Linked DNA regions of Homo sapiens: region 2 is linked to region 1. Evidence: read pairs that join two places in POLR2A ChIA-PET (ENCODE). Cell type or tissue: Panc1. All regions are shown on one strand. Links, peaks and the distances in the headings refer to the core of each region. The heading gives the core; the rest is flanking DNA.

The links. ChIA-PET counts read pairs that join two places held together with the same protein. Peaks named below come from ENCODE experiments on the same cell type or tissue, not always from the same donor. Only the 100,000 strongest peaks of a DNase experiment are listed, where the experiment ranks them.
Region 2: POLR2A ChIA-PET joins it to region 1 with 6 read pairs; 3 of 35 experiments call an interaction of 5 or more read pairs at or near these places.

What each region holds. Positions count from the first base shown.
Region 1 is chr9:34,414,487-34,419,857 of GRCh38, forward strand. The region is part of intron 1 of FAM219A (family with sequence similarity 219 member A); the gene reads right to left. LOC124902145 (a long non-coding RNA gene) reads left to right here and starts at 2,351. Exons shown (of 3, transcript XR_007061465.1): 1 at 2,351-2,484. In Panc1, for the core only: no CTCF peak of the experiment used is centred there; no DNase peak of the experiment used is centred there.
Region 2 is chr9:34,617,544-34,622,914 of GRCh38, forward strand. It overlaps DCTN3 (dynactin subunit 3), which reads right to left and starts at 2,952. Exons shown (of 7, transcript NM_007234.5): 1 at 2,826-2,952; 2 at 1,133-1,217; 3 at 342-428. The coding sequence starts at 2,921. ARID3C (AT-rich interaction domain 3C) reads right to left here. Exons shown (of 8, transcript NM_001017363.4): 6 at 4,804-4,986; 7 at 4,477-4,566; 8 at 3,506-4,015. The coding sequence ends at 3,915. In Panc1, for the core only: no CTCF peak of the experiment used is centred there; a DNase peak (open chromatin) is centred at 3,050; H3K4me3 peaks cover 1,707 bases; H3K27ac peaks cover 1,370 bases.

The DNA.
Region 1 (5,371 bases), core at 67-5,066:
CCTGCACGTTCTGCACATGTATCCCAGAACTTAAAATAAAATAAAATAAAATAAAACAAAATAAAAAGGTCCTTAGGGATCCCACTTACAGGGAAAGACAAAGACTTCTTATAGGGATAAGGTCTTTGTGGGAGATCTGGAAGAGAATCAGGGAAACATAACGGAGAGGATCTCTCCAAGTGTTATTGGGTCTTACAAATGGGGGAGAACAGAAAGTCTGAAGAGAAAGTTTGTGAAGCCTACATTTAGGAGAGAAGGCAGAGAATCCTGGCTGGCCCAGGGAGTCTTCTCTTATCAGTCTAAATCTCCCAAATCTTCTAAGTTTTTCTCTAAAAGAAGACCCATTTCAAATAAAGTCAACACACTGAGTGTCCACTCTCCAGCTCTGGACTATGAGCTGGCAGTAGAATGCAGAAGAGGAAAGCATCTTTTCTCTTTCTTTTCTTTGTTTCCTTCTTTGTCATTTTTTCTTTTAGTTTTTTAGAGACAGGGTCTCACTCTGTCATCCAAGCTGGAGTGCAGTGGTGCTGTCACAGCTCACTGTAACCTTGACCTCCTGGGCTCAAGTGACCTCCTGCCTTAGCCCCCTGAGTAACTAGGTCTATAAGCACACATAGCCACTATGCCTGGCTAAATTTTTTTTTTTTTTTAGAGAGGGGGTCTCACTATGATGCCCCAGTTGGGAAAACACTCTTTCTTTCCACACACCACACTTCTGCAGAGCATTTGCATTTTGGGGTATGGTCAAGTTCACCAAAAAGAAATGGGAAGGATTATCACACTCGGGCTAGAGTTTGGGAGCTCCAACTGGTCTTGGGAGTAGCTGAGGATTTTCTGACTGCTTAAACAGCTGCTAGTATAGAATTCATTACTAAAAGTAAGCACCGCCAAGCCTTAGTATCTTTAATGGTATCTGTCACTGGGACAACCAAAATGGTGGAGGGTGCTACTGCCCCCAGGCCTAGTAACAACTGTAGCTATGAAAAGTTTTATAGATTTTTCTACTATAAAGTAATACATGCTAAAATTTTAACAAATCACCTTTAGTTTCACCACCTTGAGAAAAACACTTGATAATGTTCTACGGTATGTGAGTCTTTTGCGTATACTACAGCAGCAAAACTCTGGGGCTTCCCTTCCTTCTTTGGGAGTTGGTGCTGTTCCCATCTTCATGGTCATAGGAGTGAGCCTCTAGGAACTATGCTGGTTCTATGTGATTCCACCCAATTGGATAAATGCCTGGATGAGGCAGAGCAAATTAGTCTCCCCCAGAATCGGGAAGTGGGACTTAAATGGAGATGTAAAGTTCAAGACTGTGGATTAGGTAACAGAGAGAGCCATTGGGGAGGGAAACAAGAATACAGCTGATGTTCAGAAAGAAGTAAACACAAGAGATGGTGAGAGTGCTCCCTAGGTTTCAGTCTCTGGTTCTAGAGCCTGCCTTACCCATCCAAAGCTTGACTTCATGCTGTGCTTAGGCATTATAAGAAACCCAGCCTAGGCAAGATAGCAAGAAGGTGACTCTCCAAAAAGACAAAAAATTAGCCAGGTGTGGTGGCACACACCTGTAGCCCCAGCTACTCGGAAGGCTGAGTGGGAGGATTGCCTGAGCCCAGGAGGTTGAGGCTGGAGTGAGCTATGATTGTGCCACTGCATTCTAGCCTGAGTGACAGAGTGAGATCCTGAGAAGAAAGAGAAAAGAAAGAAAGAAAGAAAGAAAGAAAGAAAGAAAGAAAGAAAGAAAGAAAGAAAGAAAGAAAGAAAGAAAGAAAGGGGGAGGGAGGGAGGGAAGGAAGGAAGGAAGGAAGGAAGGAAGGAAGGAACGAAGGAAGGAAGGAAGGAAGGAAGCGGAGAGAAAAGAAAGAAACCCTAGTGTCTTCATAGTCTGTTCTCTTTCTTAGCTTCAGTTGGGTTTTTTATTTTGTTACTGTAATCAGAGAGTAGCAACTAATACATGTGCATAGAACAACATTTAAAGAACATAGTATATTTTGTGGCTGGGCCCTGTGGTTCACGCCTGTAATCCCAGCACTTTGGGAGGCCGAAGCAGGAGGATCACTTGAGGCCAGGAGTTCGAGACCAGCCTGGCCAACATGGCAAAACCCCTTCTCTACTAAAAAATATAAAAATTAGCTGGGTGTGGTGGGGTGCTGAGGCATGAGAATTACTTGAACCTGGGAGGTAGAGGTTGCAGTGAGCCAAGATCATGCCACTGGACTTCAGCCTGGGCAACAAAGTGAGACTCTGTCTCAAAAAAAAAAAAGTATGATTTTTTTATTTCTGTATTTTTAAAATTAGTATCAGAACATAATCAGCTCTCCATTTTTTTTTTTTTTTTTTTTTTAAATAGAGGCAGGGTCTTTCTTGTTGCTCAGGATGGAGTGCAGCGGCTATTCACAGGCACAATCATAGCTTACTACAGCCTTGAACTCCTGGACTCAAGTGATCCTACTACTTCAGCTTCCCGTGTATCTGGGATTACAGGTACATGTCACTGCACCTAGCTTTATCTTCTCCTTCTTCCTTCTTCCTTCTTCCCTCTTCCCTCCTCCTTCTTCCCCTTCCCTTTCCCCTTCCCCTTCTCCTTCTTCTTCTTTTTGGAGTCAGAGTCTCGCTCTGGTGCCCAGGCTGGTTGCCCAGGCTGGAGTGCAGTGGTGTGATCTCGGCTCACTGCCTCAGCCTCCTGAGTACCTGGGATTACAGGCATGCACAACCATATCTGGCTAATTTTTGTATTTTTAGTAGAGACAGGATTTTGCCATGTTGGCCAAGCTGGTCTCGAACTCCTGGCCTCAAGTGATCCTCCTGCCTCGGCCTCCCAAAGTGCTGGGATTACAGGTGTGAGCCACCATTCCCAGCCCCTAGCTTTATATTCTTACATAGTTTTTGTAACTATCAGTTTAATGGCTGCATAATACCTATAGAGAGGATGTAGAGTAACTTTGTAACCATTCATTTATTTTTGACATTCAGGTTGTTTGCAACTTTTCACTATTATAGATAATGCTACACTGAAATCCACATATATTTACATTTAGGATCATTTCCTAAATAAAGTAGATTACTCAGTAAAAAACATGAGTGCTTTTAAGTTTCTTGATAGATATTGCCAAAATGCTTTCCCAAAGGATTGTTCCAATTTACAATGCCTCCTGTCATGACTGAGAGTATAGCTGGTTTTTAATGCTTTATTTTTCACTGTGTGCCAGGGAATTTCAGGTCATCACATTTACCCATTATCTTCCATGAGAGCTCTGTTCCAGTCCTCATTTACCTGGTTCCCTCTGGGAAATCTTCTTTCATAGAACAGAATTTCCTCTGGGCATCACCTGCCAGACAAAATACTCCTGACTTGAGGCCACCAATTAAGAACAAAAGGAGGGAAGACTCTTACACTGAAGACTGGGAAGGGCTTTAAGTGGAGCACTGGCACTGCCTGGCAACTGGGCACTGTGCTTTAGCCAGTCCTCACCTGTGCCAGCATGTCAGCTGTAGGAACCGTGACGGTAATTGCGGAGCCAGAAAGCAAATCTCACAGAGTGTGTCCCTTGCTTTTAGATGTGGGGTGGGAGAATTAACCAAAATGGCTTTGGAGTTACCCCAGCTAGGGCAGCAGCTCCTATTACCCTACCTATTATTTAGTTTTCAGAAATAGCTACTCAGGAACAGGGAGAGAAAAGGATGGTGAAAGTATGAAGCTGGTAGTGAGATGGTAAAAAAAAAAAAAAAGGATTTGTTTTTGAAATGAAGAGACAGGGGGCCAAAGAATGTTTTAAAAGATGATTTAGAATCCTGCTCTGCTTCTTCATGGTTAGGACAAGACTGATGTCTTAGACTGATGTTCTGCTATTCATTCCTATTACCACTCACCAGAAAACCCTGTCATAAAAAATTCTTCATTTGGGAGATAGGATAAATACCTCAACTCAGGGATAATCACTGTAGCTATGGCTTGGGGGAAGCCTGTGCATAAGGGCCTAAGGGCCAAGCCTCATGACCCAGGAGGTAGACACCAGAATCATAAGTGGAGAAGGCTTACTTCCTTCTGGGAGGACTGGCTTGGCCTACTCCTGGCCCTCATCCCCTTAGCCAGATGTTGAGGATGCTCCTGCCTTACATTTGGACCAGTTTAAGACATTGGTCTTGGCCTATGTCAAGTCTTGTGACCTACAAGGTCTTTGAACCCCACATCACCCTCGCCTCCCCCATTTCAATCTCTTTAGGGAAAGATCATCTAATTTAATGGAGAAAGGAGTTAAGGTACAAAGTTCTTTAAAAATAGATCTACAATGGTTAAAATTGGCCAGATGCAGTGGCTCATGCCTGTAATCCCAGCACTTTGGGAGGCCGAGGTGGGTGGATCACTTGAGGCCAGGAGTTTGAGACCAGCCTGGACAACACAGCGAAACCCTGTCTCTACTGAAAACACACACAAAAAATTAGCCAGGTGTAGTGTTGCACACCTGTTACCCCAACTACTCAGGAGGCTGAGGTAGGAGAATCTATTGAACCTGGGAGGCAGAGGTTGCAGTGAGCCAAGATTGCACCACTGCACTCCAACTTGGGTGATAGAGCAAGACTCTGTCTCAAACAAACAAACAAACAAACAAACAAACAAAGCCCCATGATGGTTAAAATGGTAACTTTTATGTTATGCATATTCTAATACAATTTTTTTTTAAAAAAATTGAGAAGCAGGACCTAGGCAGCAAAATAAGAAGGTGTGTGGTGGGCAGTGGGGAGGAGGCAGTCCCTTCCCTTTTCATATTCAGATTCAGACAACACAGACTTTTGGGGATGAGGCCTTTCATAGGAGAGGGAAAATTATTCTAAGACCAGGGGAGTTGGACGGGGCTGGGGATTTGGGGTTGGGTTTCTGGGGGCTTTCTACTTGAGGTGCCCCTTAGACAGGGCCCAGAGGACAGGAAGATGGCAAGGTTGTTCAAGGTTAACAGCGCTTTAGGGAGCACAGTCCAGAGGATCTTTCAGTTTCCTTCTAGAATGTGGATTCCAGTTCTTCAAGATAAGGGAGGAGGCATAGACACTGAGGAGAATACTGCCCAGGAATCAGTACAAGACATGTGGTTGGAGACTCCTTGAGAGCCCCACACCTGGTAGGAAGCAGAAGCAGGAGAAATGCCAGCAGACACTGACATTTGTCTGGGCCAGATTGACGTGTGGATTCTTGTCTGAATCTTGGCCCCAAATCTCACTTAAGGCTTTTTAGTAAGCTTCAATTACTCAAGGAACTGAGCCTGGCCTGCACTGGTTCATAAATCTTTGGGGCTCCTTGATTTGCAGGAAAGCAAAGTAATTGGCAGAGTCTATGGGATTTCTTCCCTCTGGCCTTGGAAGAATAAGGACCAACTTG
Region 2 (5,371 bases), core at 215-5,214, 200 kb after region 1:
CAATGCTCTCTGCCCCTACCCTTTCCTAGAAGCTCCTCTGTCTAGTGAGCAGAAGTGAGGAAGGTTCTGAAGGAAAATCCAAGAGGCAAACTATTGATAGAACACTGGACTAGCTCCCACTGTGGCTGGCACCATGGCCTGCAGCTGGTGCAGAGGTATACTGTACTCAATGTCTACTAGAGGATCCATAGGATCCTCAACCCAGAACCAGGCCACAATTCCAGAGAGCAGCATCCAGGGCTTGTATCCACCAGAAGACTGGATGGAGAGGCCATCTCTGTGCTTAACCTCCCCGACGACCCACATCCTCAGATGCATGTACACATGTAGTCCAGCATTACCTGCTAGGATGAATTGCAGCTTAGAGGCATCAGGTATGGCAATGCGGTCGATGTACTCAGGATCCAGGTACTTGATCAGATCTTCAACTAGAAAAGTAGCAAGATGGAAAATGGAATAGGGTTGGGCAGTAGAGCTCTGCCTTATGAAGGATGTTTGACAAGTGGTCAGCCTTGAGGAGAGCCTTCAATGAGGAGCTGATACCCAACAGTGCCACATGAGCAGGGCTCCACCAGGCTCCCTATCCCCACTTCCCTATCTCTCCACTCTCTTCTCTTGAAGTCTCTTCTGACATCAAGCTTCAGAGCTGAAAACACAATTGCCACCACCACTCTGGGCCCTTAGCATTCTCACTGACCTATCCTCACCAAGGGTAGAAGGCCTCTTTTCTCCTAGATGTCACCGAGACAAGCCAGAGCTTTGTCTAATTTCTAGTTACTAAGCAGGTTACTAGTTCTGACATAACCAGGATCTCAGTGTCTAATTTGTTTCCTGCCCCTTAACCTTGCCTGGGAAATCCCATACCCTTTTTACCCTCCTTCACCAAGAGAAGCTTTCAGGTAGAGCTCTTATTTCATAACTTAGGACACTGTCATGGGCTTGAGGTTTAGCCACAAGGTAGAAAAGCACACCACAATTTACCAATTGAATTGGGTGTAGGTAAATGTCCTCATAATCTTTCTATCCCCAAAGGGCTATTCCAGTGACCTAATGAACTGAAGGGCTAGGGCCAGGTACCAGGAAGCTGAGGGGTGGGATGTCGGGCAGGCAGGCACATCATGGAAGCACTTACTCTTTTTGTAGAGAATCTTCACCCTCTCCCTCTTGCTGGAAATGTTCCCCAAAGCCACCTGCACCTTGACCAGGCCGTCAGCCACCTGTAAGGGAAGTGGTGGTTAATTCCAAGATATACTACCTGGCTCAAGGCTTGGAAAAGTTAAAGAACCCTCATTCTCCCAGACTCTCAAACCTGAATCCCAGTAATCTAGGTTGGCCTCCCTTCTCTAATATTAAAGGAGATGCAGCCCCACCTTCCAGGAATCCTTAAAGTGGAGAGAGAGAATCATGTACTCCTTGGGGAGTTTCAAGTCTGATGGGGAAGATAACGAACTATTTTAGAGTCTATGGAATATAGAGTATACACAATATATTTTCTGGTTCCTAAGTCCTGGGTTTGGGCATGAGAAACACAAGCATCCTCATTCAAGCCTTCATGACCTCTAGATTGGCTGGCCTACCTCTAGCCCTATCCCCTCCACATCAAATTTGGTGTGGGAGATGGAAGAGTCCAAACAACTGGGATCCCAATGATGGTGCAATCACTGAATTAGGGAATACAGAAGAGAATCAGGTTAGGGGAGAGAAAGAGTACAGTTAAGGGCATACAGATTGAGTTTGAAATGACTATTGGATATCCAAGTGGAAAAGTCCAGTAGACAACTAGACATAAAAGTCTGGTTCTCAGAACAGAAATCTGGACCAGAGATATACATTTGAGACATATTGACATGTAAATAGTAATTGACACCATGGAAGCGAGTGAGCCTACCTAAAGTTTAGGGGTAGAATGTAAAGAATCCCAATATTAAAGGGTCAAATAGAGGAGGAGACTAAGGAAGTGACTGCACTCACCCAGTTTTTAGGGTAGAGGATGAGGAATGCCAGGGGGGAGGCAAATAACACTGAGAAGCAGCCGTAAGAGGTAGAAGGAAAACCAGGAGGGTCAGCGTCATAGATCCCAAAGGAAGAGAATGTTTGAGAAGTTAGTTCTGAAATGGGAGCACAGTCTGCTAGTGACAACTAATTCCTCATTTAGTGTACAAACAGACATCATTACCTTGGACGCACTTAGCTCCAGGACATGCCTGACACGCCATCAGAAGTTCTTCAATAAAAGATCTTCCCATAGTAGAAAGGGGAGGAGAGGGCACCTGAGCTTCGTAGTTGTCAAAATTCTGTCACTGGTATAAAGCAGTGCTAGTCCACATCTGAATACCCAGTACCCAGTCTCTTCCCTTCCTAATCCTGGTCCTTTCAGACCTCACTTCTCACCCTTTGGCGTTTTCCTTATCCACCTCTGCTCTGCCTCCCCAGGGGTCCCATGGACCTCTTCCTGCACAATTCATTTAGCAATTAATTATGCAGGGCTCTATGACGGGCCTTCCTATCGTGGACTTCAGCTCTTATTGAAACTCTCATTAGTCAGCTTCTCGTGTCAGGTCTCCCCAACTATAGCTCGCGAGGGCAAGGGCGGAGTCTCAGCTACAGTAGGTACGGAGCCCACTCTCAGGCTGGCTTAACCACCCGCAGAGCCCCCTATGACAGTGGACCCCGATGGTCCAATCAGCTCTGGGAGGTCCCGGACCTTTGTTATTTCAAAGGCCGGGCTGCGGAGAACAGGACTGGAGCGGTTGCATCCCGAGGGCCAGGACAGTGGACCGCTCTTGCTCTGCTCCAGAAAGGGACTACCGGACCAGACTACTCACCTTCCGTGAGCCGCGCGCCCCGCCCGGCCCGTACACCCAGCGCTCCAGCTCTTCCACTCGGGCCTGTAGCCGCTGCAAGTCAGTCAGACCCGCCATCGCTACTACCGACCCACCTCGGCCAGGAAACAGCCAGAGGGCGGGACGTCAGTCCAAATAAGAAGGCTAGCCAATCCGAGTGCACGAGCGGCCCTTTATGCAGGAAGTGACGCCATGATTCAGCCCTTCAGTGCCGGAAGTTACTCCTCGGAGCTGTCAAAAGCTGATTACCTTGGCAACGGCTCTGTCCCATCCCTCCCCTGGCTTCCAGTGCCTGGTTGTCAAGATAACCTTTGCTTTTCGGGTACCAAAGAGCTTTCCCCACGCCATTCCCTGAGTTTGCACGTGTTCCAGGATAGGTCCATTCCCATAGATACATCATTAGGAGGCTCCGTGAGTTACCATAAACTTTTGGAGTCTTCTAAGGTTCAGTTGATTAAGTAACTTGCCCAAGGCCACCCAGCACTATAGGGACAGAAACAGGACTTGAACTCAGGCTGTCTGATTCAAGAGACGGAGCTCTTCTATTCTCACGAAACTTTGCTATTCTGCCTTAACCTCTGAAAGCCCCTGGCCCAAGGCAGCCTATGTTCCACATCATTCCTCCCCACCTCCCATACCCAAACAAGAAAGGAGGCATCAGAGAGGGAGGGACCGCAGCTTTATTGTCTAGATGTGACCTGAGGGATGTCTCTTTCACAGTACCCCAACCCAACCTTTCACTTGGCTCCTGAAGAGAAGCAGGGCTGACTCAAAAGGGTAGGGTCCTAGAGATGACATTGACAGAGGGAACACATGAGGAGATGATGGGGTTACTGGAGGAAGAACCCTTTGGTAGGTGCTGCTGGAATTGGCCAGGGAGGAGGTGCCCTCCCTTTACAATGAGGTAGGTGTAACATCAAAAGAAACTTTGGTTTTAAGTCCACATGGCATGGGAGGTGTCGTCCCCTCCCAGGGCTGGGTCCCAGAGTGGGCAGCCAGAAAGAATCAAAGCAGGGGGTCTCCTCCCCCCTCAGCAATGGGGCTGGGACTCTTAGTTTCAAGTAGGACCTCTCAGGGCAAGATGCTGGAAGGGGGCCCTGTGGAGGGTGGGGGTGCAGGGTTGGTTGGACCCTGGGAAGCTGGCACAGGCTGGCGGCGGGCAAAGAGGACACCTGGCAAAGGGGTGAGGAGATGGTAGAGGGCAAAAACAAGCAGGAGGGGGTAGGGTATGGAAACAGAAGAGGGGAACAAAAGTAAGTGTTCTGGTTGCTAGAACACTACACACGTACCCCTGCCACAAACCAATGAGGACAAGCTCCTTGGGTCAGTAAGAGACTCCATTGCTAATGTAGATACCTCAAACAGGTAAACAAGGAATATTTATGCTGATACATAGGCCCAAGACAAGGCAGACATCCCCTGGTACTCATGCCAGAGAGGTCATGCCTTGGATCCCATGCCATGTAGACACCCCCTTTAACCCATGCCAGTCTAGCAATCCCCTGAACTCCATGTTACTCATGCAAGTTTAGATATCCCTGAACTTCATGCTAGTAGAGGAAGTCTAAAATCCCCATGCCAGCCTAAATACCCCTGACCCCATGCCAGTGTAGACAGCCTGCAGTACCCATACCAGTGTAGACCACCCCGTTGATCTCTAGGGCCATGTTGATACTGCTGATGCCACTGCCTGCCAGATTAAGAGGCCCATCCAGCCGCTCTTCTGTCCAGGAGGGGGCAGAGGAATCACATTTTGGAGAATCAGACTTCTGACTTATTAATAGAATTTCCCCCCTCCATCCCCGTAGACAGCCCCCATTCCACTTCAGCCCCACACCTATACTCACACAGTTGTCTACAGAGGAATCTGTCTGCCCCGTCTCTAACACCTATCAGGTGATGGGTCAATCCTCCCTCAGTGTACAGTCCCGAAGCCCCCTCACAACAAGCCCCTCCTCACCCCTCAGGGGAACCTTGCCACGGGGCAGGAAACTGGGGGGCATGCAAGGTCGAGGTGGGTCCATAGGCCCCATCAGCACAGCTCTCTTCTCTGGGGGCTCCTCTGGTGCCAATTTCTCCCGTGTAGGTCCCAGTGCCAGGCCCACAGGCAGTGCCAGACAAGGGTTTGGAATTCCACTCTCCTCTAGAAGAACAGGTTATTCAGCTCCCCTGGCCAAACCAACCCATCTCTGCATTGGTTCTCCCCCAGGCCTGGGACCAAAAGAGGTAACTCAAGCTCATGTACCAATCTCTCATCCTTCATTCGATCTATCTTCCCATCCAGAGCCTCAGCCTGGAAGCGCTGAAGCTTTTCTCTAGAGCCCAAAGGATCAAGGTACATGTCTAGACAATTTGGGGGATTGTTTTTGGCTGTTGGTTATTAAATAATCCAGGTCACAAGAGGCACAAACTATATGCAAATAGGAGCACTGGGTGGACATGTGTGGAATGGAGTTGCTGTGATTAAAGGACCTTTTCCTGGCCGGGCGCGGTGACTCAGCCTGTAATCCCAACACTTTGGGAAGCGG